Regions from separate parts of the Homo sapiens genome. Here region 1 is linked to region 2. The links are chromatin loops, found by intact Hi-C in ENCODE. Cell type or tissue: PC-3. All regions are shown on one strand. Links, peaks and the distances in the headings refer to the core of each region. The heading gives the core; the rest is flanking DNA. Region 1 has its middle 690 kb from the start of FBXO33. Region 2 has its middle 560 kb from the start of FBXO33.

What was found. Peaks named below come from ENCODE experiments on the same cell type or tissue, not always from the same donor. Only the 100,000 strongest peaks of a DNase experiment are listed, where the experiment ranks them.
Region 1: it touches region 2 in a loop (4-fold over the local background); 1 of 110 quality-filtered maps calls a loop at or near these places.

What each region holds. Positions count from the first base shown.
Region 1 is chr14:40,109,461-40,125,409 of GRCh38, forward strand. No RefSeq gene overlaps it. Among named protein-coding and RNA genes, the nearest start is that of FBXO33, 690 kb to the left of the region's middle. RefSeq lists an enhancer at 13,453-13,532. In PC-3, for the core only: no CTCF peak of the experiment used is centred there; a DNase peak (open chromatin) is centred at 10,041.
Region 2 is chr14:39,988,939-40,004,887 of GRCh38, forward strand. No RefSeq gene overlaps it. Among named protein-coding and RNA genes, the nearest start is that of FBXO33, 560 kb to the left of the region's middle. In PC-3, for the core only: no CTCF peak of the experiment used is centred there; no DNase peak of the experiment used is centred there.

The DNA of each region.
Region 1 (15,949 bases), core at 8,066-12,065, 120 kb after region 2:
ACACTTAAAATTCTTTAATGATTTCATATTTTTCTTTGGACAAAAGCAATCTTTTTGATATGACTTGTAAGACCTCCCCAAAAATGATCTCTAACAACTCCTAATTTTTTTGTTCCAATCACACAGCATGCTTCAGTCCTTTGTATCCAACATACTTTCCATAAGTATCTGTTTATTTAGTTTAGTTATTCTCAAATTTCAGCTCAAGCATTGCTTTCTCAATGTAGCCTTTTTGATCTCCATGATAAAATTAATCACCCCCATGAAATCATTCAGTATCCTCGTAATTCTAGTCTTTTAGCACTTCCCTCAGTAAGAACTTTGCATTTGTACCATGCTTATTACATATCTACTTTGCTCAATTATAAGCTTCCTCAGGAAAGACATTATAACTTTTGTTCCTTATCTTTGAGTCATTAATGTTCAATTAATCATTTATTGTTTGACCCTATGACAATTAACTCTTGTATTCTTTGAATTGAACAAGTCTGTTTCCCCAGCAGGAGTTCAATAAGTATATGATAAATAGGAAAGTGGTATTGTAAGAATAATAAATTGGAGGTTCCATAGCTTTACAGCAAAAATACACTTAGAAACAGGCCTGAGGAAATGACAGCCTGGACAGTTTTTGTGAGTGAAGAGAAGATAAACTGATGCATTCAGTCATTGAATCATACATTCATTCTAAAGGCATATAGCAAATACCTACATGCAAGGCATTGAACAGATAAAATTAAGGTATGTACAAGGTTTAGAAGAGAATGACAGTGTCTGTATCTGTAAATCAAGTACATTGACAGAAATAAAGAACGAAGGCAAACAAGCTGGTTGAAAAGAAAGTCAACAATTCTGTTTTAAGTATGATAAATTGAAGTGTGGATTTATGTAGAATATGTGTTTGGCAATTCAGTACTGGAATTTAGAAGAGGAGTTGTGTCTAGAAATAAATTGAGATTGAGAAATTTGCATGGTGAAGCTAGTTTAAAGTTATGACTGTAAAGGCAGTCAAAACGGGCCATATACTGTGCAATCTCAATGAAAATAAATGTCCAGAATAGGAAAATCTATAGAAATAGAAAGTAGATTTGGGGTTGCTTAGGGTTGGGAGTGAGTGTAGAGTGATAGCTAAGGAGTACAGGATTTCTTTTGGGAGTAATGAAAGTTTTTAAAAAATGATTATGGAATGGATACACAATTCTGTGAATATACTAAAAGCCATTGAATTATATACTTTAAGAGGGCAAACTGTATGGTTTGTAACTTATAAAGCTGTTAAAAATAAAGCCATAACTATAAATGAGTTATCAGAGGGATTAAAAAGTAAAGAGGAAAAATTTATAGAACCAAAGAGACTGACTCTCAAGAATATTTATAATTGAAAGATAGGAAAAAGGAAGTAGGTAAGGAGGCAACCAATACTTTCAAAAATCTCCTTGAGAAAATGCCCTGAATTTGAAAACTTACATATAATTGTGGTATTTGACAGTGCTCATAAGAACATTTGTAGTGTTGAAACTAACAGTTTCAAGAAGGTAAGTCATAAATAAATAGGAAGTAGGTAAACAAAGTAATAGGCACATTTTAAAGACTGTCCTGAGGGTAAAAGGAGAATGGCAACTCTAAATAGCAAGAGGACTTGTCCAACTCCTGGACCTTCAGTAGATTGAGTAAACTGTCTAATCTGCAAGTTCTCATAATAGGCCAAGAGTGTCAGAATGGCATATCCAAGTGTAATCCTTAGACAGATAAGAGTAAAGTATGACAGAGAACAGAAATGCACACCAGGACCAAAGAGTGAAAAGCAAGATCACAAAAGTGGATTAGATTCCAGAGTCATGAACTCTCCAGGAAGCAGTTGGAAACGAATACATAAGGAGATGTTTATGCTTTTTGAATAAATGAATGATTCAATAACTGGATGCATCGGTTTATCTTCTCTCCACTCACAAAAACTGTCCAGGCCTTTATTTCCTCAGGGCTGTTTCTATGTGTATTTTCACTTTGAAGCTATGGAGCCTCCAGTTTATCATTCTTAAAATATTGCTTTCCTATTTAACATATACTTATTGAACTTCTGCTGGGGAAACAGATTTGTGCAATTCAAAGAAGGCAAGATTTAATTGTCATAAGTTCTGGGTCCAAGGCTTAATTTCTTTATTTTACTACATTGTGATTATGGATAGGTTACCTTTTTTTGCTTCAATTTCATCTTTAAACTGGAAGAGGTGAGGTTAGTAATGCCCATTCCAGAGGGGATTGGAAAATTTGAAGTATATAGCGTGATACCTAGTATATTACAGGTACTCAAAAATATTGAATGAAAGAAGACACTCAAGTGTTATCATGTATTTTCAAATACTTTTAAATTTAAGGAGATTAACTTATTAATTAATCCTGTTTCAAACAGCAAGAGAGGAGTGATAAAAGCTCCAAACAATTTTCTAGGAACAAGAAATTTTGTAGCTTGTAGCCTAAATACAAAGATGGATAGTACACTTTAATGACAATTCAGTAGTTTAATTGAAGAAAGACTTCTATGTTTCAAATTTTATCTTTTTCAATATGTTTTGAAAAAAAATTGGCGCATAACTTCTCTCTAAGACCTTCTTTCAGGGCCATGTGAAGCAACAGGACTTAACTCTGGTCTGTGTGGCTGCTGTGGCACCTGTTGAGACCCTGTGGCAGAGGAGTTGCTTCTCCCTGCCAGGGTCAACCAGCATCCTTGGGCATTGCAGACACCAGAATCACTCCCTCTCTGCATGTTTCTTTGCCAGCAGCAGAAAGTGAAGCTCTTAGGGAATAGCGAGAACAATAGTTCTTGGGCTAGGAATCTCCTCCTTTTCCTTGCAAGGTGTGGAAGAGAGCTGTGGATCTGTGCTAATTATGCAAAGAGTCACTCATTTTAAAGGAAAGCAGTTATTCTAGAAATAAGAATTTAGTTTTCCTTCATGTTTCAGGTGCTTGCCATTATTTATATAATCCTCAAAACCACTCTTTCAGATAGATAACAGTTATCCCCATTTTATAGGCAATGAAACTGACGTTCATGAATTATTCAAATGTCACATCCAAGCTCACACAGCCAGGGCTATGTGATATGATAGGGCTGATATTTGGAGCCAGATCTTCTTTAGCATAATACACTGAAGAATCCAAGTCCAGTACCAGGGCAGCCAGCAGGGGTAGGGGGAGAACAACTAATTTTGTTTTCACGGTCATCTGAGTAATTAATAATGACGAGTGGGAGTAGAGGGTAGTCAGCTCTCAAATAGTGAGCAGGATAGGCCAGGTGCCGTGGCTCATGCCTGTAATCCCAGCACTTTGGGAGGCCGAGGCGGGTGGATCACGAGGTCAGGAGATCAAGACCATCCTGGCTAACACAGTGAAACCCTGTCTCTACTAAAAATACAAAAAGAAATTAGTCGGGCGTGGTGGCAGGGGCCTGTAGTCTCAGCTACTCGGGAGGCTGAGGCAGGAGAATGGCGTGAACCTGGGAGGCGGAGCTTGCAGTGAGCTGAGATCGCGCCACTGCACTCCAGCCTGGGCTGCAGAGTGAGACTCCATCTCAAAAAAAAAAAAAAAAAATTGTTAGCAGGATAAAGCCTTCAGTGTTGGCTTTTGGAGAATTTATTTTTAATCGGATTAACAGACTCGCAGTTGCTTAAATTATTAAAATATTCTGTTGGCCCTTTTTAATGAGACTCTGTAATCCGGTCTTGATGTATTTTGTAATAATATGTTTTCCACTTTATCTTATTAACCATGTGATCCAGCAACAACTATTGCCTCAGGGGCCTACAGACAACTTTTTTTCTTGCCTTTTAATTTTTTAAAAACTCTATTACTGCATGCTGGGAATATTTTCTCCCATTGCTGTGAAGACTTCCATGATCATGGAGATCCACAACTGTCTCCCCTTGTCTGACCCTCTGTAGAATTTATAGACAACACTATATCCTTTTGAGACTGACTTGCTTTCTCAATGAGACTATACAATTCTCAATAGTTTTTATACCTGTGTGTTCTCACTAGTGTCTAGTATGTTATACACATAGAATGCAGTCAATACCTATTATTCAATGGATAAAGTGAAATTTTCTGTAGGCTGAGGAAAACAGATACCATCAAGAAAGAAACTGTCTTAGAAGATTAATTTGTGAAAGTTTAGTAAAAACTATAAAACAAGAACTAAATTTTAAAACCAGAGATGGAAAAACACCTAAAAGAACAATGAAACAGTTTATCAGTTAATTGAATTCAGAAATTAATCATTTTTATATGCATGCAGTGTCCCTGTTTCTACTCTAAATTCAAGTATGAATGCCAACACTGAATTCAAATAGAACTTTTGTGAATGAGTAACTAGCTCAAGGTCAGCAATAGATGGAGTATGCTGCTTGTCTGTTTCCCAGGAAGTATCCTGGAAGCTATGGGTGTAACTAAAAGGTCACTACAGTACCCCATATTTTGCATTGTTAAAGCTTCTGGGAATATGACTCTACATCAAGATGCCATCTCTTAAGACTACTGAAGTTTTTAAAGCAATAAGCTTTTGTAACCTTATAAAATATCTTTTCCCAGAACCACCTCCTAAAGCATAGAAGAAAGATGTAATAAAGGCAAAGTCATTGAGCATCTTTGTACAATATTGACAGTTTGAAAACTATATTTAGGTATCAGGAACCTATGCTTAGATATACATGATCATACTTTCATTTATTGGGCATTTCCATTCAAATAAATTAATATTGATTAACTGATTTTGCATCCAATTGTCTTCACCTAGGTAATATCATTGAACTATTGTGTGTGTGTTTGTGTGTGTTAATGATGTTGAGACTCAGAGTCTCTGGTCACTACTGGATTAATATTGTGGATGTTTTAACAAAAGCAGAAATATATGACTCTGGAAACGTCACTTGAGACTTCTCTCTTTTTTTTTTTTTGAGACGGAGTCTCGCTCTGTCGCCCAGGCTGGAGGGCAGTGGCGGGATCTCGGCTCACTGCAAGCTCCGCCTCCCGGGTTCACACCATTCTCCTGCCTCAGCCTCCCAAGTAGCTGGGACTACAGGCGCCCGCCACTACGCCTGGCTAATTTTTTGTATTTTTAGTAGAGACGGGGTTTCACCGTGTTAGCCGGGATGGTCTCGATCTCCTGACCTCGTGATCTGCCCGCCTTGGCCTCCCAAAGTCCTGGGATTACAGGCGTGAGCCACCGCGCCCAGCCAAGACTTCTCTTAACCTGATGACTGAATCCAAGATTCCTTTATTTAAGCAAATGTTCTAAAACACTGATATGGCCACTGCTGGATTTTTAATAGTCATTTTTCACTGAATGCACACACTGGCATTCTAAATCACAAACATTATTATCAATTTAAAAAGCATATAACATTCATCTGTTTTTCTCCCACTTTGATTTTTAGTCCAGGGGTAACTCTGTGAAAGCCAGGTCAAATGTTTTCTGTATACAAATTTCAAAGTTTATCAAAGGTGAGACACAGAGAAAATTATACACACACACACACACACACACACACACACACACACACGATAGACATATATATTTCACATACACCACATTTTCTTTATCCACTCATTTAGGTTGGTTCCATATCTTTGCAATTGTGAATTGTGCTGCAGTAAACATATACATGCTGGAGTCTTTTTGATACAATGATTTTTCCTTTGGGTAGATATCCAGGAGCAGGATTGCTGATAGATAGGTTAGTGCAGCAGTAATTAATTAAAGTAATTTTACTATTAAAGTAATGGCAAAACCCACAATTACTGTTGTACAAACTGAATACTTTTGCTTCTTTAAGAAACCTCTATACTGTTTTCCACAGTGGTTGTGCAAATTTACATTCCCACCAGCAATGTATACGCATTTCCTTTTCACTACATGTATGACAACATCTATTGTTTTTTTACTTTTTAATAATGGCCATTTTTGCAAGGGTAACGTGGTAGCTCATTGTGGTCTTAATTTGAATTTCCTGATGATTAGTGATGTTGAGCATTTTATTTATATGTTCGTTAACCATTTCTGTATCTTCTTTTGAGAAGTATCTATGCCATTTGCCTGCTTTTTGATGGGATTTTTTTTTTCTTGATGATTTGAATTCATTATAGATTCTGGATATTAGTCTTTTTCTCCAACTCTGTGGGTTGTCTGTTTACTCTGCTGATTATTTGTTTTGCTATGAAGAAACTTTTTAGTTTAATTAGGTCCCATTTATTTATTTTTGGTTTTGTGGCATTTGCTTTTGGGGACTTAGTCATAAATTCTTTGCCTAAACTAATATCCAGAAGAGCTTTTCCTTGGTTGTCTTCTAGAGTTTTAATGGTTTAAGTCTTAGATTTAAGTATTTGATCTATCATGAGTTGATTTTTTGTATGAGAGATAGGGATCCAATTTCATTCTTCCACATGTGGCTATCCAGTTTTCTCTGCACCATTTATTAAGTAGGATGTCCTTTTGCCAATTTATGTTTCGTTATCTTTGTTATCTATTTCAAAGATAAAGCAGTAAGGCTGTAAGTATTTGGCTTTATTTCTGGGTTCTCTATTCTGTTCCACTGGTCCAGTGTCTACTTTTATAGCAATACCATGCTGTTTTGGTAACTATAGACTTGTAGTATAATTTGAAGTCAGGTAATGTCATGCCTCTAGATTTGTTCTTTTTGCTTAGGATTGCTTTGGCTATTCAGGCTCTGTTTTGGTTCCATATGAATTTTAGAATTTTTTTTCTAATTCTGTAAAAAATGATCTTAATATTTTATAGGAATTGCATTGAATTGTTAGAATGCTTTGGGCGGTGAGGTCATTTTCATGATATTAATTCTCCCAATCCATGAGTCTGGAATGTATTTTCTCTTGTTTGTGTCATCTGTAATTTATTTCAGCAGTGTTTAATAGCTTTCCATGTATGGATCTTTCACCTCCTTGGTTAAGCATATTCCAAGGTATTTTAATTTTTTTGCAGCTATTGTAAAAGGGATTGAGTTCTTGATTTCATTCTCATCTTGGTCATTGTTGGTATATAGCAGTGCTACTGATGTGTGTACACTGATTTTGTAACCTGAGACTTTACTGAATTCATTTATCAAATCTAGTAGTCCTTTGGAGGAGTCTGGGGTTTTCTAGGTATACAACTAAATCATTGGCGAACAGTGGTAGTTTGACTTTCCTTTTTTACAATTTGGATGCCGTTTATTTCTTTCTCTTGCCTGAATGCTTTGGCTGGGACTTCCAGTACTGTGTTGAATAGAAGTATTTAAAGCGGGTGTCCTTGCCTAGAGTCAGTTCTCAGGGGGAATGCTTTCAACTTTTCCCCATTCAGTATGATGTTGCCTGTGGGTTTATCATATATAGCTTTTATTATTTTGAGATATGTCCTTTTTATGCCTAGTGTGTGGAGGGCTTTTATTATAAAGGGATGCTGGATGTTTTTCAAATGCTTTTTCTTGCATCTATTGAAATGATCATATGGTTTTTGTTTTTAATTATGTTTATGTGGTATATCACATGTATTGACTTGCATATGTTAAACCATCCCTGCATCCCTAAGATGAAATGCACGTGATCATGGTATATTACCTCTCTGATGTGCTGATGTATTCATTTACCTAGCATTTTGTTGAGGATTTTTCCATCTGTGTTCATCAGGTTTATTTTTTCCATCTATGTTCATCAAATATATTGGTCTGTAGTTTTCTCTTTTGGTTATGTCCTTTCCTGGTTTGGGTATCAGGGTGATACTGGCTTCAGTTCATTAGGGAGAATTTCCTCTTTCTCAGTCTTTTGGATTGGTACCAATTCTTCTCAGTACTCCTGCTTATTGTTGGTTTCCATTTCCATAAAATATCTTTTCCAACCCGTTTACCTTGAGTTTTTATGAATCCTTACATGTTAGATGAATCTCTTGAAGATAGTAGATATTTGGTTTGTAATTTTTTATCCATTCTGCTAATCTTTATCTTTTAAGAGGAGCATTTAGGTCATTTATGTTCAATGTTAACATTGAAATGTGAGGTACTTTTCCATTCATCATGTTAATTGTTACCTAGTGATATGGTTAGGCTCTGTGCCTCCACCCAAATCTCATGTTGAATTGTAATTCCCAATGTTGGGGGAGGGACCTGGTGGGAGGCAATTGGATCATGGCGGTGCATTTCCCCTTGCTGTTCTTGTGATAGTGAGTTCTTAGGCAATCTGGTTGTTTAAAAGTGTGTGGCACTTCCCCCTTCATTTTCTCTCCTGCTTCACCATGGTAACACATGCCTGATTCCCCTTCACTTTCTGCCATGATTGTAAATTTCCTGAGGCCTCCCAGCTATGATTCCTGGGGAGCCTGTGGAACTATGAGTAAATTAAACTTCTTTTCTTCATAAATCATCCAGTATCAGGTAGTTCTTTATAGCAGTGTGATAATGGATTAATACACCTAGATACTTTATTTTCTTTGTTGTGTTATTTTTTATAGGTCTTGTGAGTTCCAAGAGTCTTTCAAGAGGTCTATTCTGGTGCATATTAAACTGTTATTTCAAGATTTAGAACTCCTTTTAGCATTTCTTTTAGGGCTGGTCTTGTAGTGACAAATTCTCTCAGTATTTGTTTGTCTGAAAATAAATTTATTTCTCCTTCATTTATGAAACTTAGTTTTGCAGGATACAAAATTCTTGACTGACCATTATTCTGTTTAAGGAGACTAAAGATATGACCCCAATCCCTTCTGGTTTGTAAGGTTTCCACTGAGAAGTCTGCTGTTAGTCTGCTAGATTTTCCTTTATAGATAGGTTTCCTGATGCTTTTGCCTCACTTTTCTTTGAATTTTTTTTTTCATGTTGGCTTCAGGTAGCCTGGTGACTATGTGCCTTAGTGGTGTCCTTTTTGCAATGAATATCCTGGGAGTTCTTTGAGCTGCTTGTATTTGGACATCTAAATTTCTAGCCAGGCCAGGAAAATTTTCTTCAATTATTCCCTCAAATAAGTTTTCCAAACTTTTTTGCTTTCTTTTTTCGCTTAGGAACATAAATTATTCTTAGGCTTGGCCATTTTACATAATCCCATATTTCTTGGAGGCCTTTGCTCATTTCTTTTGATTCTTTATTCTTTATTTTTGTCTCATTGGGTTAATTTGAATGCCTTGTCTTTGAGCTCTGAAATTCCTTCTTCTATTTCGTCTAGTTTCTTAATACTTTACACTGCATTTTGTAATTTCCTAAATGTGTCTTTTATTTCCAGACATTCTGAAGTTTTTCTTTAAAATATCTATCTCTTTAGAAAAATTTTCATTTACATCCTGAATTGTTTTTTTAAATGTCTTTATGTTGGTTTTGTCTTTCCCTGGTATCTCCTTGAGGAGCTTAATAATTCACCTTCTGAATTCTTCATCTCGTATTTAAAATATTTCATTTTGGTTTGGATCCATTGCTGGAAAGTTAGTATGATTTTTAGGGTTGTTATAGAACTCTGTTTTGTCGTATTACCAGAATTATTTTTCTGGTTTCTTCTAATTTAGATAGGCTATTTGTTCTAATTATTCCTGAACATTTTTTATTTGATTTTTTTATATTTCTTTTTCCCCCCCTCAAGGATGTGACTTTAATATGTGTAGTGTATTATACCCTAATTTGGCTTGTGATGCTTTTAGGAGTGAAGAACATGTACAGGTTCCTTGGTTATAGAGAAACTTTTAATAATGGCTTTCTCAGATACTGGCTGTACTGGCAATATGCTGGTATGTGAGCAGATTATCTCCTATGGGGTTGGAATGGCAGAGGTCTCTTGAAGCTTATCTCATTCCCTCGTGGTTTGCATTTTTAATTTATTTATTTTACCCCAATATTTTATTTACTGGGTTGAATAGTTCGGGCTTCATGCCAATAGGGGACGTGTTCCTGGGTAGAAACCAGTTGTGGCTAAAGCAGGTAAATAAATGCAATAATAAGTTGTTGGCAGATGTCACCACCTTGACAGAGGTGGCTGGAGGAGCGCTCAGAGAAATGCACTGAAGTCTTATCAGAGGGAAATATGAGACCCACCTCAGAGCCCCTGCCAGGACAGCAGGAAAGCAATTCACCTCCCAGACACAGTTCTGACTCAGTGTTCTGGCTCTTCAGATCCAACAGACACTTTTTTAATCTGCAGGAATGTTGATGTCCCAAGTAGAGAGGAGCTGACTCTACCCCTTGTGCAAATCTGAACCTAGAGGGCCTCCTTCTGTGGGGATGTGGTCACCCCGAAATGTTCCAGAAGGGTTGTCTTTAGGTGCACCCACGCTGAGCTCCTGTGGGAGACGTTGGGTTCATAATTTTTGAAATGTAAATATATAGGGAAAAATAGTACTCACATCTTCTTGGCACCTTGGACTTAGCCCAGGGATCTAGTCCAGAGCATTTGGCACTGGTAGTTCAGAGCAATTAACCAGAGAGAGGGCTACAGATCTAACTTTCATGTTATATGAAGAGTAAAAAGATTCTAGAGGAAGTGAAAGCGTACATCCCCTACCTTACATCATATACCTTTCCATGTCTCTGGAGGCTAGGGCTTTTCACAAGCACACTGAGAAATCCAGGGGCATTTAATCTCCCCAGAGCTTCCTACAGGCTAGATTTATTGATAGATGCTTTCCAATATATTATTTGATTGCCACAAGAAGTCTGCATAATAACTATCATTATGCTGAGTTTAAATTTGAGAAAAACAAGGCTTGGCAAGTATAAAACAATCAGCTCCAGACTCTGCAGCTAGAGTAGTTATTGGTTTGGTAAAAAAAATTCTGCCTGGCTCCAAGACTATCCTGTTTTCCTCTGTACCACACTGAAGTGAAGGAGAACATATTCAAGTAATCTCTTGTCCTAGGATATCTTTGACAAATAAAACAAGAAATTACTTTAAAAAATGCTTTCACCATATAGAAAGTTAAAAACCTAAAGGAAAATGAAACCACATTGATACCTGAAGTCTGGGTCAAAATCAGGAGGGAAAAAAAGCCCCCAAACTTGAAGCTTTTCTTGTAATTTTCAAAGGAAAACATAAGTATCTCATATCAGAAAGCAGACCTTTCTAAAAAGCAAAACTATTTCAAAATATGTTATTTTCTGGCATTAATCCTCAGATGGACACATCTCTCTTTATTCAGTGACTTTTGCTCTTTCAGGTTAACCCCCAGAGACCCATTCTGAGAGCTAAGATAAGCACTGCTAAGCAAATGTACAATAACACATCACAGATCTGAGAAAAGTTTTCTACACACCTAAAGCCTAAGGATAAAATTTAAATAATGGAAGACAGCCTAAAGCTTGAGATCCAGATGTTAATACTCTACTAATGGCACTCTTTAAGCCTGAAGTCAAATGCTAGGCAAAAACAATATTTTTCTTTTGTTGAAATAAATAATTTCTATAACCTGAGAAGAGCAGATCAACTAGCAATCTCCTTGTTTCCTTGGTACACATCCCTCCCTCATTCCACAACAAAACAAAGGAAATCAATCAAATTAAAACATAGCAAAACATAGTGGTTTTATATTGGAAAATTTTTTGCCTTCTTATTTATTTATTTGAGACAGAATCTTGCTCTGTCACCCAGGCTGGAGTGAAGTGGTGCAGTCTTGGCTCACGGCAACCTCCACCTCTGGGTTCAAGTGATTCTTCTGCCTCAGCCTCCCAAGTAGCTGGGACTATAGTGATGCACCACCATGCCCGGCTATTTTTTTTTTGTATTTTTAGTAGAGACAGGGTTTTACCATATTGGTCAGGCTGGTCTTAAACTCCTGACCTCGTGGTCCACCCGCCTCTGCTTCCCAAAGTGCTGGGATTACAGGCGTGAGCCTCCACGACTGGCCTTTGCCTTCTTAAGAAGTGATAAAAGGAATGACACTTTCATAAACTAACAACCTTTCCAATTTAGAGTCCTGGAAATATGATAGCAAATAATACACAACATTTTACAATGTGTCCTCAAAATTACAGTTTTGTAGTGTTTTAAGTAATTGCGAATGATAGAACACTTATTTGTAAAACATCAAATGACTAACAGCTGATTCAAGGATTCATTAGAAGAATAAAGGAAAGAGCGATATGATGCACTGTTCAGATTGGAGGTAAGATCTTTTTTTAAAATTTAATATGAAATAATTTGTTGGGGGCGGGAGAGGTGAAACTGTAAGGACATATAAACATTTTCTTGATATCCCCCCAATAAATTAAACATGGTCAGAGAAAACTTAAAAACTAATAAATCTGAGGTTCTAAAAGCATCTGTAAAGAACTTATCAAGATTATTTTATTTTTTTAAAAAGCTACAAACTATAAATAGGGGCTGATAGAATTGTGTAAAAGGGAACATGAGGATTATATATTTTTGTCCTCTAGATATGCTAATGTACTTCGTCACTTTCCAAATTCACTGTATTGTGAAGCTTTCTGTCACACAAGCCTTTTCAGCCTTACCTCTTATGCCTCAGAACCTCTCAGCTACTCAAGGACCTGCCAAGTTTTTATTCTCCAGCATCTCAGGTCCTTGTCGTCTTCAAAGGTTAAGTTTAGCTTATTCATAATTTTCCTATTTGGTCTTTTCATTTAGGTTGAAAGTCCCTTGAAATCATGAGTTTTCTATTACATGCTGTATAGGTCTACACAAAACTCAGTCTGGGACTGGGATGTTATTTGCAGGAAGGAATATTGAAAGAGGTTTTTGGAACTGCAAGACATAAGTCAGCAGCCCTGAATGAAACATGTTTAAGCAATTCACTTAAGTGGGTTGGTTCCCTTAGGAAGATTCTAAAGGAGTGGACACTAAATGGAGGGTGGCTTTCATAAATGTTAAATATATGATGCCCATTTGTCCTTGACTTTGGGAAAAATCAATATCTTTTATTGACAGGTAACCATTTGACTAGCTAGGCATAAAATTAAGCCTTAAAATAATGTTCACATCAATGCACATCAGAAGAATCATTTATAAAATAACATATATTAGAGACCAAGGCAGAAAATATAAAAAGCTTAAAAACCTATAGCAATAGGACTTTATCCAAGTAATTTATTCACTAACTCTACAAAATAATGAAGTTAAAACTGGTCTTTACTATTCCCCAGAGAACAATATCACTACAAAGCACTAAATTACCCCAATTACAACTTGCTTAATTTGGGAATTTAGAGACAAATAGAATGGAGGAGTGTGAGGCAGTATCAGTCCCCCAAAGTGTGAGCTAAAACAGATACAACAGACGCTATGGGACCTCACGTGGGTGCTTTTATAGTAGTTACATAAATTTTTTTATCTCATATCACAAGGTTTAATTCCTTTCTTACATGGAGCTAAGAACACTTCATTTCCTTCTTTGAAATGTGTGATAAAATATCATGCATATGAAACCTCTTAAAGAGCCAATAAGATTAAAAATAGATCAGGATTAAATAGGGTATTAAGATTTCTACTACCAGCATAAAAGTGTAATTCATTGTACTGTAGGCAGTGGGAAAGAGGTTTTATGGTTAGGCTTTCCTTTTTTGATCTACACAAGTCACACTGGACTTAGTGAAGTTTTCACACTACATATAAAGCAGCTGAATTTATATCTTCAGATTCTAAGGTTTTCTACATCCTGGATAATGTTTACCTTTTAGTGTAATATACAGCCACCCCACTTAAGAAACTGGTCTTATTAACCTTTGAAAATCTTTAAGCCTTACCCTGTGTTTAACATATTCATGCTTCACTGAGTAATGTTCTGTGATTCATTCTCATCGTTTCTTTCTTTCTAAAGCTGATTAATTCTTTAAAGCTAGCTCAAGTTCACATTTACCTTCTTAGATTATGCCATGACAGATTTCAGTGCTTCTGATGCCATCTGTTTGGTAGGAAAGACATTTCCTTTGAGAGGCAGGTGAAAGGGCAACAAGAAAGTCAGCTAGTAGATAATCTTTAGTTTAGGGCCTGTACTCTAGTGGTAAAAAGTCATTCTAGAATTTAATGATTACTTTGCTTTTTCTGTGCTTCCTTTCATACTGACCGAGTTGAGCATATAGCTGGGCTAGGCCTGACCAAAAAAGAAAAAAAAAAAACCACTTTGGCACTTTGCAAGAAAGACAAGTTGTCTCTGTTTAAGGCTGCTTTTACCATGGGAAACAATCAGAATAAAAGATATATAGTAGATAAGAATATAAATGAATATAAAATGAATGATGGACCTCTCCTCCCTTCATTGTTTCCTCTTTATCTTCCCTAGTTCTTGACAGAAGTAATGTCATTTCCTAATTAGAAATCTCCTGTAGCCTTTTCCTAATAAGGGCTGGGGAGAGAAGTTAAGTTAAAGGAAGGAAGAAACCAGAGGTTCCATTCCTTTTAAACTTATCAGAGCCCTGTGCCAATTACTCTGGATTCTATTCACTACCATATTAGACAATTAGTTTCTGAGCTAGTTATGTAGCTTTGGTACACTAATGTTACTGATGATATAATGATCCTGCAGAAGATTTGGCAGTGGCCTACCAGAAACATTTAGGGCTGCGGTGTTTTGATGTCCAGAGTGGACTCTTGGCAGGAGTGTCTAAGAATTACAACACATCTGCCTGAATAGAACAACAGGTAGCAAGACCCAGATATACAAGCTTGTCTGTACTTAGTGAATTAAGAGAACAGTAAGGCAAGGCTGCATTTGGCTTAATTGTTAAACATAGCTGTTCTCTTCTTCACTGCTTTGCCTTATCATGTACGTTCATTTCTGTTTTCATTTTATGCCCTTTGGAACATTCTTTGCTTCTTTTGGTTCCAGTCAATTTAACAAATTCCCATCTATTGTTTTGCATTTTGTTTTTCATTTATTTTGTTCTCATAAAAAGAATTTATGTTATTCTTTTAGAATGTTCCTATTTTTAGGTTAGGTTATGAAAAGAGGGCTAGTAATTTGAATTAAGTGTATCTATTTTTTTTTCTTGGTTAAGTTGCACACAACTTAATGCCCTTGGTTGTTGGTGATACCTTACTATATGGAGATTCTCATTCTATTTTAAGTAATGGACTAGCATAGATAAGGATCTTAGTCTCTCTTAATTACTATTTGTAAACCTTTCCCAAAATTAGGTCTTTTAAACTGCTTCTTTTCTAATACGATATTTCTGATCAGAAACTTTGTATAACTTTTTGTATTATTCACTGGATGTAGTCCAAACTCCTTCACTGTCCATTCAAAATCCTTCACAACGTTGTTGTAATTTGAAATTTCAGTTTTGTAAGCTATCTCTTCTCTAAGCAATAAATATTAGATATCCATTAACCATGACTTGATTTACATGCTATTACTGGGAAAATTCTTCCTTTTCCCCTTATCCTGTATAAATCATAAGCATTCTATGAGCATAACTCAAACCACCTACATTACATTTTAACTCCAAATGCTTTCTCTCTCTTCTGAAATTATATGTAATTTATTATCCTTACTATTCATTTTAATGCTTTTCATGAATTCTTTTTTTTTTTTTTTTTGAGACCGACTCTTGCACTGTTGCCCAGGCTGGAGTGCAGTGACGCGATCTCGGCCACTGCAGCCTCCACCTTGAGGGTTTAAGCAATTCTCTTGCCTCAGCCTCCCGAGTAGCTGAGATTACAGGCGCCCTCCACCATGCCCGGCTGATTTTATTATTATTTTTTTTTGTATTTTTAGTAGAGATGGGGTTTCACCATGTTGGTCAGGCTGGTCTCGAACTCCTGACCTCGTGATCTGCCCTCCTCAGTCTCCCAAAGTGCTGGGATTACAGGTGTGAGCCACCGTGCCCGGCCCATGAAGTCTTATTGGTAAATTATCTTCATACATCTACGAGACTGAAAATATTACAAGAAAGGGCCACTCTTTTTTGCTTGTATTACTCTTGTATGGCTTTTCCAATAGTAATTGCTTAGGAAATACTTATTGTTTGTTTATTTATTTATTTAT
Region 2 (15,949 bases), core at 6,233-10,232:
ATTTACCCCTTTGATATACTGAAGGACTTAATATAATCATGAATGATTTTAAGAAAATTGTCATGTATATATGTAGAGAGTGAGGCACCTTTAAATATAAATAGAGTGAGAAAAATGTTGCTTTGATTTCAGGAATAGTAGAACTTCACCTTTAATGTTTCTGTGTGATCCATTTCCTCTTAAGTACCATTTTGGCATTTCCAGCAGATGGCATTGTTACACTAAGAAACCAAACACCACAGCTCAGGCATTCTTTAAGTAAATGTAGATTTTAGAAAGGAAGGGAAGAGGGAAAGGAAATATTTATCGAAATCTATTCATTGCTGGTTCTTTTATATGTATGGTTATATTTAATGCTCACAGTGGCTCTCGTAGGTAGGTGTTAAGAATAAGTAAACTGAGGCTGAAAGAATTTAAGAAACTTAATATTCACGAAGCAAATCAGTGACAGACCCAGGATTGTAATCTAGATCTGGCTGATTCAAAGAGCCTATGTAGCTGCTGTGTTTAAATTAATGGCACTACAGTGAAAATATTTGTTTATAGAAACAATTTCAAATGAATGAACTATGACAGTTTGACTGTACTTCCAAGTGGGTAAACAGAGTTATCATAATTAGATTCAGAAATTTCATTCATTGGTGCATAGCCAAATATTAACTACTGAATTACTGTACATGCATTCTGCAATTCTACTCTTATATATAACACCAAGAAAAATAAAAACATGCCAGTATAAAACCCTGTACACTGATGTTCATAGCAGCATTATTCATAATACTTCAAAGTATAAACTCAAATATCCATCAACTGATGAAAACTAGAATGTAACATATCAATACAGTGGAATATTATTCAGCAATATGAAGAAATAAAATACTGACATTCTGTAGCTTGGATAAACCTTGAAAACATGATGTGAAAGAAGCCAGTAAGAAAACATGTATAATTCCATTGATATTGTAATGCTAAGAAAAGGCAACTCTGTACATCCAGAAAGAAGATCAGTGAATGCCTAGGCTTAGCAAGTAGGAGAAGGGAATGAGAGTAACTATTAGTGGGCGCAGAATTTCTTTTTAGGGTAATGAAGATATTTTAAAGTTAGATTTCATTAATGATTTATAATTCTGTAAATATACTAAAACCCATGGAAGTGTACACTTTAAAAGGGTGAATTTTATGGTATATGGATTATATCTCAATAAAACTGCTTATAAAAATGTATAAAACAAATGCAGTTTTTCTTTTCAAACTGAGATAAAGTGGCCTTACCCTTTGGAGTACATATGAAGAATATATATCTACCTATATTAAGTACCTTCTTTGGGCCAACAACTTTGGTAACACCATCTCATTTAAGACATTATCCTTGTCATTTTATAGATAGGGAAATGTTATGTTAGAGATTACCTAACATAGAATCTCACATCTAGCAAGTGCTAGATCCCAGGTCTCTGTTTTGCGAAGCTTATATGCCTTCCATCCTTCACTTTGTGGTTCAGTGAAAACATGCTTTATTAGAACCAAGTGCTAACTTGTTATACTTCGTGTCTGTTTTTGTGCTAGAAAGGGTAATATGGAGTTACTAACTATCCCAATTGTAGCTTTGATTATTGGCAAAAACAAGTTGAGAAAAATGTTAATTTTCTCTTCTCACAGCACTTCATTAATTGGTGATTTCAAAGCTGGCCAATCTGTGACATTCTTATTTGGTACATTAAATGGAGTTTGGTACTGTGTGGACAAATGCTTCTTATCTGTAAGCTAAAATTTGAATCCAGAATAAGGAAGATGATTATTTGGTGGTGGGGGGTGGATTTTCATTGGTATAAGGATAGGAGATTTTTCTTAAATTTGAGTCAATAATGTAGGTCTTCACTTCCACAATCTTAGTTTTCAAGTATATATGTTAGTTTTGGAGTTAGTGTTGTTATGTTAAAGTTGACTTGTCTTTGAGAAAATTATATATTTATTTGTGTGGAGTTTATTAATCTTTTACAATAATAAAAGCATAGGCTATGGAATTAAGAGGCAAACTATCTTAATACATTGATGATTTTTTTTTTTGTATAGAACATTTTAGGAAAAAAGTACTTATTCTTCCTGGGTCTCATTTTCCAGAAGGAAGCACTGCATTAGCGAGTCCTGAAGATCCTTTCCAGCTCTTTGATTATATGACATTCTGACTAGCACAAAGAGGCACACCTGCAATCCTACTGAGAGTTCCATGGATCATTAATGATTATTCATGGTGAAGGAAGCAGAGGTAATGTAGACTCTGAAAGCTGATACTTCTCATTGTAGAAGTACACTCTTGTGTTACAGTGTTTTTGTACATGAGAAATTCCACCTGCCAGCCCTTGAAGGTCTCTGAGCACAAGGGATTAACTCAGTGCCCTTTAAGTTAAAATACGTCCTGCAAACCCAGCACAGTGTACCTGCAGTGAGGGGACTGTTATGGATGCTCATTTTTATGTCTTTTAGAGCTTATGCTATGCATATCCTGCTTAAGCTTTGTCTCTCTTTTTCCTTAAGTTTTGAAATGCTTTTTATTGTGTAGAAAAGTTAAAATTCTTTAAAACATTAATTAAAAGTAAAAATGATCAAGAGTAAAATGTGACATATATATTTTTCTATTTAAAATACACAATGCATATTTTTTTAAATTCTATGAGCTAGGAGAGTCTAATGTAAGAAGACTCACTGCCAGCATATTCCAGTCTACTTCAGTGCTCTGACTTCAGCCACCTCCCAATAACTAGTTTAGATAACTTTTTGAGCATTTGTACTATGCTGTTTAATATAAGAACGAGCAGTGGTGAATACGTAATTTTCTTTCAACTTTTATTTTACATTCTGGGGTACATGTGCAGGATGTGCAGATTTGTTACACAGGTAAACGTGTGCTATGGTGATTTATTGCACAGATTGTCCCATCACCCAGGTATTAAGCCCAGCATCCATTTTATTCTTCCCTATAGTCTCCCTGCCACCCCACAGGTGGCCAGTGTGTGTTGTTTCCCCCTACGTGTCCATGTGTTCTCATCAATCAGCTCCCACTTATAAGTGAGAACATGTGGTGTTGGTTGTCTGTTCCTGCATTTATTTGCTGAGGATAGCAGCTTCCAGCTCCATCCATGTCCCTGCAAAGGACATAATCTCATTCCTTTTTATGGCCGCATAGTATTTCATGGTGTATATGTACCACATTTTCTTTATCCATTCTATCATTGATGGGCATTTAGGTTGATTCCATGACTTTGCTATTGTAAATAGTACTGCAATAAACATACATGTGCATGCATCTTTTTAAAAGAACGATTTATATTCCTTTGGATATATACTCAGCAATAGGATTGCTCGGTCAAATGGTATTTCTGTCTCCAGGTCTTTGAGGAATTACCACACTGTCTTCCACAACAGTTGAACTAATTTACATTCTCACCAACAGTGTAAAAGCATTCCTTTTTCTCTACGTTCTCACCAGCATCTGTTTCTTGACTTTCTAATAATTGACATTCTGACTGGCATGAGATGGTATCTCATTGTAGTTTCGATTTGCATTTCTCTAATGATCGGTGATGTTGAGCTTTATAAAATATGTTTATTGGCTGCATGTATGTTGTCTTTTGAGAAGTGTCTGTCCATGTCCTTTGCCTACTTTTTAATGGGGTTGTTTGTTTTTTTCTTGTAAGTTTGTTTAAGTTCCATATGGATTCTGCATATTAGACCTTCGTCAGATGGATAGATTGAAAAAATTTTCTCCTATTCTGTAGGTTGACTGTTCACTCTGGTGATTATTTCCTTGCTGTGCAGAAGCTTTATAGTTTAATTAGATCCCATTTGTCAATTTTTGCTTTTGTTGCAATTGCTTTTGGCATTTTCGTCATGAAGTCTTTGCACATATCTATGTCCTGAATGATATTGCCTAGATTTTGTTCTAGAGTTTTTATAGTTTTGGGCTTTACATTTAAGTCTTTAATCTATCTTGAGTTAATTTTTGTAAATGGTGTAAGGAAGGATTCCAGTTTTAATTTTCTGTACATGACTTGCCAGTTCTTCTAGCACCATTTATTAAATAGGGAATCCTGTCCCCATTGCTTGTATTTGTCAGGTTTGTCAAAGATCAGATGGCTGTAGATACGTGGTCTTATTTCTGGGTTCTCTGTTCTGTTCCATTGGTCTATGTGTCTGTTCTTATACTAGTACCATGCTGTTTTGGTTACTGTGGCCTTGTTGTATAGTTTGAAGTTGGGTAGCATGATGCCTCCAGCTTTGTTCTTTTTGCTTAGGATTACCTTGGCTAGTCAGCCTTTTTTTTTTTTTTTTTTGGTTCCATATGTATTTTAAAGTATTTTTTTCTAATTCTGTGAAGAATGTCAATGGTAGTTTAATGGAATAGCATTGAATCTGTAAATTACTTTGGGCAGTATGGCCATGTTCACAACATTGATTTGGCCTATCCATGAGCATGGAATGTTTCTCCATTTGTTTGTATCCTCTGATTTCTCTGAGCAATGGTTTGTAGTTCTCCTTGAAGAGGTCATTCACTTCCCTTGTTAGTTGTATTCCTTAGGTATTTTATTCTTTTTTTTTAGCAATTGTGAATGGCAGTTCATTCATGATTTGTCTCTCTGTTTGCCTGTTGTTGGTGTATAGGAATGCTAGTGATTTCCACGTAATGATTTTATATTCTGAGACTTTGCTGATGTTGCTTATAAGCTTAAAAAGCTTTTAGTCTGAGATGATGGGGTTTTCTAGATATAGGTTCATGTCATCTGCAAACAAAGATAATTTGACTTCCATTCTTCTTATATGAATACCAGTTATTTCTTTCTCTTGCCCAATTGCCCTGGCCAGAACTTCTAATATAATGTTGAGTAAGAGCAGTGAGAGAGGGCATCCTTGTTTTATGTCAGTTTTCAGGGGAATGCTTCCAGTTTTGCCCTTTCAGTATGATATTGGCTGTGGGTTTGTCATATATGGCTCTTATTATTTTGAGATATGTTCCTTCAATATCTAGTTTATTGAGAGTTTTTAATATGAAAGTATGTTGAATTTTATCAAAGGCCTTTTATTTGCATCTATTGAGATGATCAAGTGGTTTTTGTCTTTAGTTCTGTTTATGTGGTGGATCATATTTATTGATTTGTGTATATTGAAACAGCCTTGCCTCTTGGGGATGAAGCCAACTTGCTCATGGCTTAAGCTATTTGACGTGCTGCTAGATTCAGTTTGCCAGTATTTTATTGAGCATTTTTGCATTGATATTCATCAAGGATATTGGCCTGAAGTTTTCTTTTTTTTTTTGTATCTCTGCCAGGTTTTGGTATCAGGATGATTCTGGCCTTATAGAATAAGTTAGGGAGGAGTCCTACCTCTTCAATTTTTTGGAATAGTTTGAGTAGAAGTGGTATAAAGTCTTCTTTGTACTCCAGTAGAATTTGGGTGTGAATCCGTCTGGTCCTGGGCTTTTATTTTTGGCAGCAGGCTATTTATTACTGCCTCAATTTCAGAACACATTATTGGTCTATTCAGGGCTTCAGTTTCTTCCTGGTTCAGTCTTGGGAGGGTGTATTTGTCTAGGAAATTTTTTTTTTCTAGTTTATGTTAATAGAGGTGTTTATTGTATTCTCTGATGGTCATTTGTATTTCTGTGGAGTCAGTAGTGATATCCCCCTTATCATTTCTGATTGTGTTATTTGATTCTTCTCTCTCTTCTTCTTTGTTAGTCTAGCTAGTGGTCTATTTGATTCATGTTTTCAAAAAACCAGCTCCTGGATTCATTGATTTTTCGAAGGGTTTTCCATGTCTCTATTTCCTTCAGCTTGACTCTGATTTTGGTTATTTTTTGTCTTCTGCTAGCTTTGGGGTTTGTTTGCTCTTTTTTCTCTAGTTCCTTTTGTTGAGGTGTTAGGTTGTTAAGTTGAGATCTTTCTAGCTTTTTCTTGTGGGCATTTAGTGATATAGATTTCCCTCTTTACAGTACTTTAGCTGCATCCCAGAGATTCTGGTATGTTGTTCTCTTTTTCTCATTAGTTTCAAAGAACTTCTTTCTTAATTTCATTATTTATCCAAGAGTCATTCAGGAGCAGGTTGTTCAATTTCCATGTAGTTATATGGGTTTGAGAGAAAAATTTCTCAATCTTGAGTTCTAATTTGTTTGTGCTGTGGTCTGAGAGACTGTTATAATTTCAGTTCTTTTGCATATGATGAGGAGTGTTTTACTTCCCATTATGTGATCAATTTTGGAGTAAATGTCATGTGATGATAAAAAGAATGTATATTCTGTTGTTTTTGGCTGAAGGGTTCTGTAGATATCTCTCAGGTCCACTTGATCCAGAGCTGAGTTCACGTCCTGAATATGTTTGTTAATTTTCTGTCTCGATTACCTGTCTAATATTGTCAGTAGGGTGTTAAAGTCTCCCACTATTATTGTGTGGGAGTCTAAATCTTTTCGTAGGTCTCTAAGAACTTGCTTTATGAATCTGGGTGCTCCTGTATTGTGTGCATATGTATTTAGGATAGTTAGCTCTTCTTGATGAATTGAACCCTTTACCACTGAGCTTTGTCACTTACTATAAGATTCATGGCAAATCCAGGACACTTTAAATTCTTTTTTTAGTTTATGGGCTGTGTTTCTTTTAAAGATAGTTTTTTTCCAAGTTCATTAGTGGCTCTAATTTAATGTTTCCTCTCATTAATTAAAACAACCATAAACCAATAGCAATGAACAAAAGAGACAACGTTTTGAACCTTAGAACTCCTTACAATACAAAAACCATTTGTCTCCCTATAATCACATCTTACAAGTTTTTATTATTTTTCTAGTATAAAAATAATATATACTTTATGTTTAAATACGTTGGAAAATACAAAATATACATAGAGAAGAAGAGAAATAGTTCTTGCTAATACTTTTGCATTTTCCATTGTAACTATCATACTTTTGTACTATGTACATCTAGCAGATATTTGTAAATAATTTTAGTTGAAAAAGTAATTTGAGATAATTCTGGGGGAGTTGCATCAAAATGATTTAATATTCTCAGAGAAAAATGTTTAGAATTGATAAAATGTGTGATAGTGCCTGGTTCATCTGTGCTCTGGGTGTTGTTTAATTCAGGCTTCTGGGTTGCTTCCTTGGGAAAATTAGATGCAATTTATGGGTTGTGTCTTGCAAGACAGGCAAATACCCTGGCCTTATTCTATGGGAAACAGAAAATATTACTTAAAAATGAGCAAAGAATAAATATAGGAAAGAATGTCTGTAAGGACAAAAGTTTTAGGCAAATCCTGAGACATTATCCTTTTAGTAACTTAGCAGGACTGTTTTTAAAGGCTGAACTATGTGTCAGATACATCTTATGCACATTTTCAGACTACTGGGGCCTCACATATGCATCATCCTAAGCCTATTGCTCATGTCCTCCACTGTTGAGGGGAACTGCCCTTTATGAAACGATCTCCTGAGACTTATTAACTGTCACGAGAACAGCACGGGAAAAACCCGCCCCATGATTCAGTTACCTCCCAGTGGAACACATTGGGATTATGAGAGCTACAGTTCAAGATGAGATTTGGGTGGGCACACAGCCAAACCATATCAGTATCCAAGGGATCCTAGTGTCTGTTTTTTCCATGGTAAATTATAAAATTATAAGGCTATCAGAAATTATGCATAGAGAGTAAATTATTCTTAGTTTCCGGAAGGATATTTCAGGATGTCTGTTGGCACTTATAGAGGGCCATCTTATATCATTTACTTAAGTTTGAATACTTAGTGATATAAACAACTCTTTTCCATGAAGCTTTTATACTGTCTGTGTTGGTGACGAGAAGCTTTCTCATGTGGCATTCATATCACATGTTCATTCATTCAACATTCAGTGAATATTTATGGAGTGCCCAGCGTATTTAGAAATGGGATACATTAGGGCCGGCAGGCATCTCATGCCTGTAATCCCAGCACTTTGGGAGGCCAAGGCAGGTGGATTACCTGAGGCCAGGAGTTTGAGACCAGTCTAGCCATCATGGTGACACTCCCATCTCTACTAAAAATACAAAAATTAGCTGGGCATGGTGGCATATGCCTGTAATCCCAGCTACTCAGGAGAATGAGGCATGAGAATTGCCTGATTATGGGAGGCTGAAGTTGCACTAAACTGAGATCATACCACTGCATTCCAGTCTGGGTGACAGAGTGAGACTCTGTTTAAAAAAAAGAAAAAAAAGTTTGTGTGTGGGGATACATTAGTGAACTAAAAAGGAGCTAACATTCAAGATAAATAATATATAATATATAAATTTTTAAAAGGCGATAAAATACTGTGGGAAAACTGAAATGGGATAAATAGGATCAGGAGTACAGCGAGGGGAAGAGGCTTGGGGCTTGGCATGTTGCTATATTAAATAGTGAAGGGGCCTTCATTGAGAAGGTGAGGTTGATCAAATATATCTTAAAGAAGTAAGGGAGTTAGCCAAGAGGATACCTGGGGAAAGAGCATTTCAGGCAGAGGAAATTGTACAGCAAATTCTCAAGGTGGGAGCCTGTCCAGCGAGTGTCAGGATCTGGAGGAGACTGCTGTGGATGCTAGCAGAGTAAGCAAAGAAGAGTGAAGTAGGAATTGAGGCCAGGTAGACTATGTTGGACCTTGTCCAGCTCTTATTAGCAGTGAGAAGGAATCAGTTGCATGTTTTATTTTTTATTTTTATTTTTTACTTTTTTTTGAGACAGAGTCTCACTCTGTCACCCAGGCTGGAGTGCAGTGGCTCGATCTTGGCTCACTACAACCTCTGCCTCCCAGTTTCAAGTGAGTCTCCTGCCTCAGCCTCCTGAGTAGCTGGGACTACAAGGGTGTGCCACCAAGCCCGGCTAATTTTTGTAGTTTTAGTAGAAACGGAGTTTCACCGTGTTGGTCAGGCTGGTCTTGAACTCCTGGCCTCAGGTGATCCACCCTCCTCTGCCTCCCAAAGTGCTGGGATTACAGGCGTGAGTCACTGCATCCAGCCCAGTTGCAGATTTTGATCAAAGGAGTGACCTGATCTGACTTGACTTTTAAAAGATGATTCTGGCTGCTGTGTTAATAATAGACTTTGGGGAATGCACAACAGTAGAAGTAGGAGACACAAGCCAAGATGATGATTTAGCCTATCAGCGAAGTGGCAAAAAATGGATGAATTCTGGATGTATTAAGAATGTATTAGGAATATAGAGTCTATAGTTTTTTCTTTGTGATAATGGAATCCTGCAGTTAGCTGTATGAAACATTTGTCAAAGGACCTTCCGAAAAAATATTTTGTAAGATATCTCAATTTAATATTAATATATTACCGTTGGATTCATCTACATTTTAAAGTTTCTGCTTATGTTGCAATTATTGCTGCATCTAAAACACTAGACCCTGCATCTGGTGGGTTTCATGGTATGTACATAATAAAGATAAGTTGTGAGGTGACAAGAACTCTACCTGTACTTTTTGCAATGGTTCTGAATGAAATATGCTCTCAAGTTGCTTCTCCCACACACAAATTTTGGATGTCAAATCCCTGAATAGCCAAATACTAGACTGATATAATCCTCTGGATTATGCTTGTCTAGTTGGTGTGCTTCGTTGGCATGTTATAAACTATAGTTACATTTTAATTTAATGCTTGTAAATTCTGAGACATGTAGTATTATATTATTATTGGCCAAAGCCTTTGTGGGAGACCATTATGAATACAAAATTTGCTTCAGTTAAGAGGCACATTTGAGGACTTCATAAATATTAATTGAAATGCATGCTGTTCAAGAAAATTACAATTTTTGTGGTATGAGCAAACATTGCAGTTCTGCAACAATGTTGATTTTATTCACCAAATTTTTATCCTAAACAGATAGCTTTAGAATGCTCTTTTGTTTAGGTCCAATATGAGCATCATATTTAATTAAAAGATGTCATCTTTTAATGACATCTTTGCTACTGGAGGATGTTGTATTAGATAATACAAGTAGGTATGATAAGCAAAACTTTAACCAAATAATCTTTTCGTTTGATTTTAGTAAAATAAAGAAACCGTAAAAATATAACTTTTGGCTAACACTCTAAATGTTCACGTGCCACCACATGAATTCAGTACACATGCACGTGCACACGTACCCACACATGTGTATGCAACCTCGACCCCCCATAATATTTAGACATATCATCAGCTGGTAGAATTAAGCTCAAGAAAGCTGTTACTTTTATAGCCATTGTATAATATGATTTAGTTAATGATAAATAATAAAATAAATTGGTTTTCTGTAGTTTACTTCTGGCTTAAATCTTGCATTTCACAGAAATATTATGGAAATCTGATTAAAGGCATGACAAACGCACCACTGTTTTAAGGTTAAAAAAAGTAGCAATTTAAGGAAAAGTGAATAGCCAGATTACATTGCTTTTTCTTTTTAAGTCATGGTTTATAATGTTATTATAAATGAATAAATTATTTCAGCTGTTGGCTTAGGTTATACTTACCAAGACAGATATTACAATAGTATGATTGTCAAGGAATTATATTGCACTTTTGAGTTGACTTTTTGTTAACACCTGCATTTTGTTTGATTGACAAAACTCTTTTAGAACAGAGTGGAAAATAGAGCTGTTTACAAGTTACCCTGAAGGTCGCTGCTCTGCCCCAAGGGAGTGGCAAGCTTTTTCTCCTACATAGATGAGCGTTTTTTAACAAACACCTTGAGATACCTCTTTATATTGGGAAGCAAGAGCACTCCAGGGTATGGTTTTGAAGGATACTGATGGCTGGACTGCTCAGCATCAGAAATAAGTGGTTATTTGAAGGTGGGAGTAAACCCAGGAGAGAAAAAGAGAGAGTCAGAAAAACAATACCAAGTGGTGGACAGTAGAGAACTCAAGAGTGGAAACCTAGGAGAGGGATGATGAAAGGATTGTCCATACTCAGTTTTTTGGTGTTTCTTGTCAGGAGCTGTCATCACAGGCATCTTGCTCCACACATACCTTCGGCAGTATCTGTCATATACACAAATTTCTTGATCAAATGGTGTTTGATGAATCAGAGAAAAAGTGTTATAATATCTGAGATTGTGCTGAGCAGAGAGGAGAGAATAAATATTTTGGGTCAAACACAGGTAACAATGAATTTAGCAGGAGAGGAAATCAGAATTAGAGGTAACAGAATACAGGCAAAATTGGCAAATTCGGCAAAATTCTGCCTGAAGGGATTGCCTTTCCCCTAGACATGAGATAGAGGCTAGAGAAAATCATAAAGCAGATGATAGCTTCAGCTCACATCTGGATTATACTTGCTTTTGGCTCTCCACACAAAAGGCATTTCTTTCATATTCAGAAAGCTTACCAGCAATTTTAAATGTAGAAGGCCTTGTTTTAACTGTGCTGATGGAGGCAGCTTGGCATTCCTGGGCTCCTTGAAGTTTGAGAATATAGTAAAGAATCTCTGAGATGTTCCAATTATTTAAAAAGTCTAACAAAAATCTAATATTTATTCATGATAAGGTGACATGAACTCACTCATCTGTCAAATAACTCCTCCATAATAGAATTATATCCACTCAGTTGATAATTCTGTAATGGTATCTCATGCTGATCAGAAGCTCTGATAAGCAGTTAGGCGTCTTTGATGGAAGAAAGGAGAAAATTATTATTAAAAATTGCAGCTTCCGTTTCTGCTCCTTTCTCCTGCACTGAGATGAACTCTCTCATTCTGAAATTGTGTTCCTTGAGCAGCAGATGAAACTGCATAACTACAGTGAACATGGAGGCCTGTCGATTTCTAAAGGAAGTTCCCTCAAAGGCATCCACTTCACTGTGAAATAAGTGGTCATGGCTCAGTTAGCTGTCTTGTAACTATAGACAGTAAAGCCCCGACAGAAACATCTACAAATTTCTGGTGGTCGCTGCAGACACAGGACCCTTGGAGAACTCTCATATCTCCTGGCATGGTTTGAAAAGGAAAGTGTGCGGCCGGGCGCGGTGGCTCATACCTGTAATCCCAGCACTTTGGGAGGCCGAGGCGGGCGCACGGGGTCAGGAGATCGAGACCATCCTGGCTAACACAGTGAAACCCCGTCTCTACTAAAAATACAAAAAGTTAGCCGGGCGAGGTGGCGGGCGCCTGTAGTCCCAGCTACGCGGGATGCTGAGGCAGGAGAATGGCGTGAACCCCGGGGGGCGGAGCCTGCAGTGAGCCGAGATCGGGCCACTGCACTCCAGCCTGGGCGACAGCGAGACTCCGTCTCAAAAAAAAAAAAAAAAAAAAACCAAAACAAAAAAAAAGGAAAGTGTGCTTTTCAGTAGGACCTGGGGTAGCCCGAGGTGTCTCCGGGTCTGTCATTGTCCAGTCACCAGCAAATAAGGCATGTAGCTGAAAGCCAGGATTGAGTCCATCCTGCAGCCCCCAGGAGAAATCTTAAACTAGAGATCTTGCCAAACCTCCTGGAGATTTCTCCCTGGGGGAATTTTGCATTGTGTTAATATATTGTCTTTGTGTCAGCCCCTGTGCCTTTTAAATTAATTTTCATCATTAGGAATTGTAGCCCAGAATCTTCCCTCTTGATTCTTTAAAAAATAAAAATTTTACCTAGCCACTTGAGACACCAAGAAAGAGCTAGAAGGAGTATGATAGGCCTAAGGAAGATATCTGGGCCCAATTTTCATCAACCAACTCTTATCGCACACCTACTATGTGCAGAAATGCGAGCAGGTGCACAGTGGTATTTCTTGAACTACTTTTGTCCTCTAACATGTGACCCTCTTTAGAATAAGCTTTATGAACTTTTTGTCCCCTTGTCTGACATAAAGTGTTCCCTGCAAGTGAAATGGATGAGGGGGTTTCCTTTTCTCTCTAGATATTTAGGGAATTAGACCTTGAAGGAAGAGGGGAGGCAAGTGTTGGATTACAGGATTTAGGGGAAGACATGGCCTATGGCTGGAGCCAACAAGTGAGATATTGAATCCCAGGAGATGCTCTTCGTAGGTGGAAAACTCATCAGCTCAACTGGACGCTTTGTACCAGCTCAGAGAGTTCTTAGCAATGATTGCTGCCAAAATATATATACTCTTAACTGAATCAGAAATACAGTGCTAAGTGAGTCACTTGTGAGGACTCTAATAAATAATTCCATTTCAATACTATTTTTTTTCAGTTTCTATGATAATGTCTTTTGAAATACATTCATGAAGTTCCTGGAATCCATGGTGAAAATTCATAAAAATGGTCCTTGAAATTAGCAAATTTGACTTCATCACTTATTAATTACAAATGTCTGCTCTGACATCACTGGTGTTTTGGGGATCATAATGTATTAAAGTTTTGTTTTAAATCATAAGGTGTTATAGAAATTCAGATCTTGCAGGTTATAAAGCAGTGGTTAAAGACCTGGTCCTTGAAGCCAGATCCTAGATTTGAGTTCTTTTTCTGCCACACATTTTAATTGCACAGCCATGGGGATGCCTCTTGACCTCTCTGAGGCCCAGGATTTCATTGCCTGGCACCTACTAAGTGCTCGACAGATACTATTTTTATTTTTACTATATGGCGTCTGATTTTAAGGCAAATCTATTCCATAAAATCATAAAAAATAACACTCTACTGTCAGTCTTTTTTTGGCAAGCATTAAGGGTAAGTGGTCTTGGGGATGTATTGTCAGGTGAAGAATGGCATAATTTATTATGATTTTTAATCTTAGAAGAAGAGAGCGTCTCCTATATTGGAAAAATGTTACATTTTCTCTAAGGAGTAAAACAAAATTTTATAGTAGTATGTAAACTGTTAAAGAAACAACAAAAAACCCCCAACCACATGCATTAACCTGTTTTTGGTACTTAGTGACCTTAGGAAGGAAAGAGTTTAGAGTAACAACCAAGTTATTATAATTTCCATCAAAAGTAAAATACTGAAGCAAGATAAATCTGACACGTGCTAGCTGTAGTGTCCGGAACAAGCACTATTCCTTATATAGCCAACTGTGGCAAGTAATGGCTGTGGTAAAGACAGTGGTCTGTATGCAGGATAACATTTCAACTACCCAGTTTTATAAAACTGCTGAAGAGCAAAAATGCAGCTGGGTTTGGGGAAAGGTCTTGAATACGTGGAAGGTTGGGGGAGAAGGATCTTGTTTGACCAACAGGACATATTATTGAAGATAATTATTTAGGTTGCCGTAAGAATTTACATCAATGTGTACTAAGAAATAATGTGAGGCAAATTTAGGAATCTTAAAAAGATGTGAAATAATGATGGGCTTATGTTTTATGACTCTTTAGTATGGGAGGCATTAGGGAAAAACTATTAAATTATTAGTCAGCAACTCTCCCAGGTACTGCAGAGTGTTTTTAAGGCACAGTGCCAATTCCTAGTAGATTTGATAAAAGTTTTCTGATTTTTATAAAAGAAAATCTTTCAAATGTTACAGAAGATGAATTTTACTATATTAAAGAATGAAATGATAAAGGTCTAGCCAGTTTGAGAGTGGTGATGGAAGAAAACTCTACATTTGATATTAGGAGATACCATCCTTTTAAAATACAAGTACCTGTTTTGTTTCTTTAGTCTCCCTCATTTCTTCCTCTTTGATCTGCCTCTTAAAGGAGAATTATTCCAACTTTTCTTCTAAGCCTCTCCATCTTCCTCCTTTCCTTCTTTTTTTTTTTTTTTTTTCTCCAATAATTATCTTGGCTTTGAACATTGAGTTTGTGCTATATATATTCAGGTCACCACTGGGTATACCAAATTAATAAGTCATGATCTCTGCCCTAGTTTTGGTGTGTTGGGGAAAGAACGGCAAGAAAACTTGTAAAATGTGATAAAGTCTTTACAGTGATTAGGAATATGTGTTCTAGAAGCACAAAAGAGGTGACATCTGAAGTTTCATGAAGGCTAAGTGAGTTAGTGGGGAGGAGGCGTTTCAGGAAGGAAAAACTGCAAGGACTCAGGCACAGGGCACGGAAATGGATGGTATCTTGGGAGACCTGTTAGTCATTTTGTGTGTTTGGAATGTCGAGTGTATGTTGGAGTGTGCAGCAGCTGAGGTTGGATAAGTGGGGTGCTAATGATTTTATACTTTATCCTGCGGGTAGTGGAGAGTAACAAGAGGTTTTTAAGCACTGAGTGGGCTAACTAATTTCTTTTTATGGCTTTAACCACCATCCTTAAGTTAATTATTCCCAAATCCGTACCTGCAGTTCTGACTTTGTTCCTAAGTATCATAATTGTATTTTAAAGTGCTAACTCCCTACTGAACATATTATCCTGCTGTTACTCAAGCAAGTTGAGTTCAGACAAACTTACTTTGTCCCTTTACATTGTTCTTCCACTTGGGCTCTTTTCTTTGTTTCATAATGGCAACATTTCTCCAAATCAACTGGGCTGAACATCTTAGTGCCATCTTCAGCTTCCTTCTTTATTTGTTTCCTCATAGTATTTTGTTTACCAGAACCCACCACTTTTGCTCCCAAGCACTTCATGGCCATTTCCCTATTTCTTTTTCTACTGCCAGTGCCATATGGCTTAAACTCCTATTCTTTTTCATCTGTACTTTTGCAATGGCCTTTTAATATCCTACTTATTTTCTCTTTTACTTCTAATCCAGTGTGCATAATTGGACCATAATTTTCTTCCTAAAATATGGATTTCCTGACATAATTTCTAATCTTTTCCACTTTTCCTTATTTTTACAATCTCCTTCCTTATAATATTGCTTGTCAGAAATCATCATTCTTTGTAATACCATAATGCTTTTAAAAAATATCTTGATAACATCACAACTTGCCTTATATTAAAATAAACTTTATTTTTAAAATACTTACACATTTTTAGAAGGCAGAGTATATTAGTTACCTATTACTGTGTAACAAATTACTCCAACATTTAGCAGCTTAAAATAATGCACATTCATTATTTCACAGTGTCATTGAGTCAGAAGTCC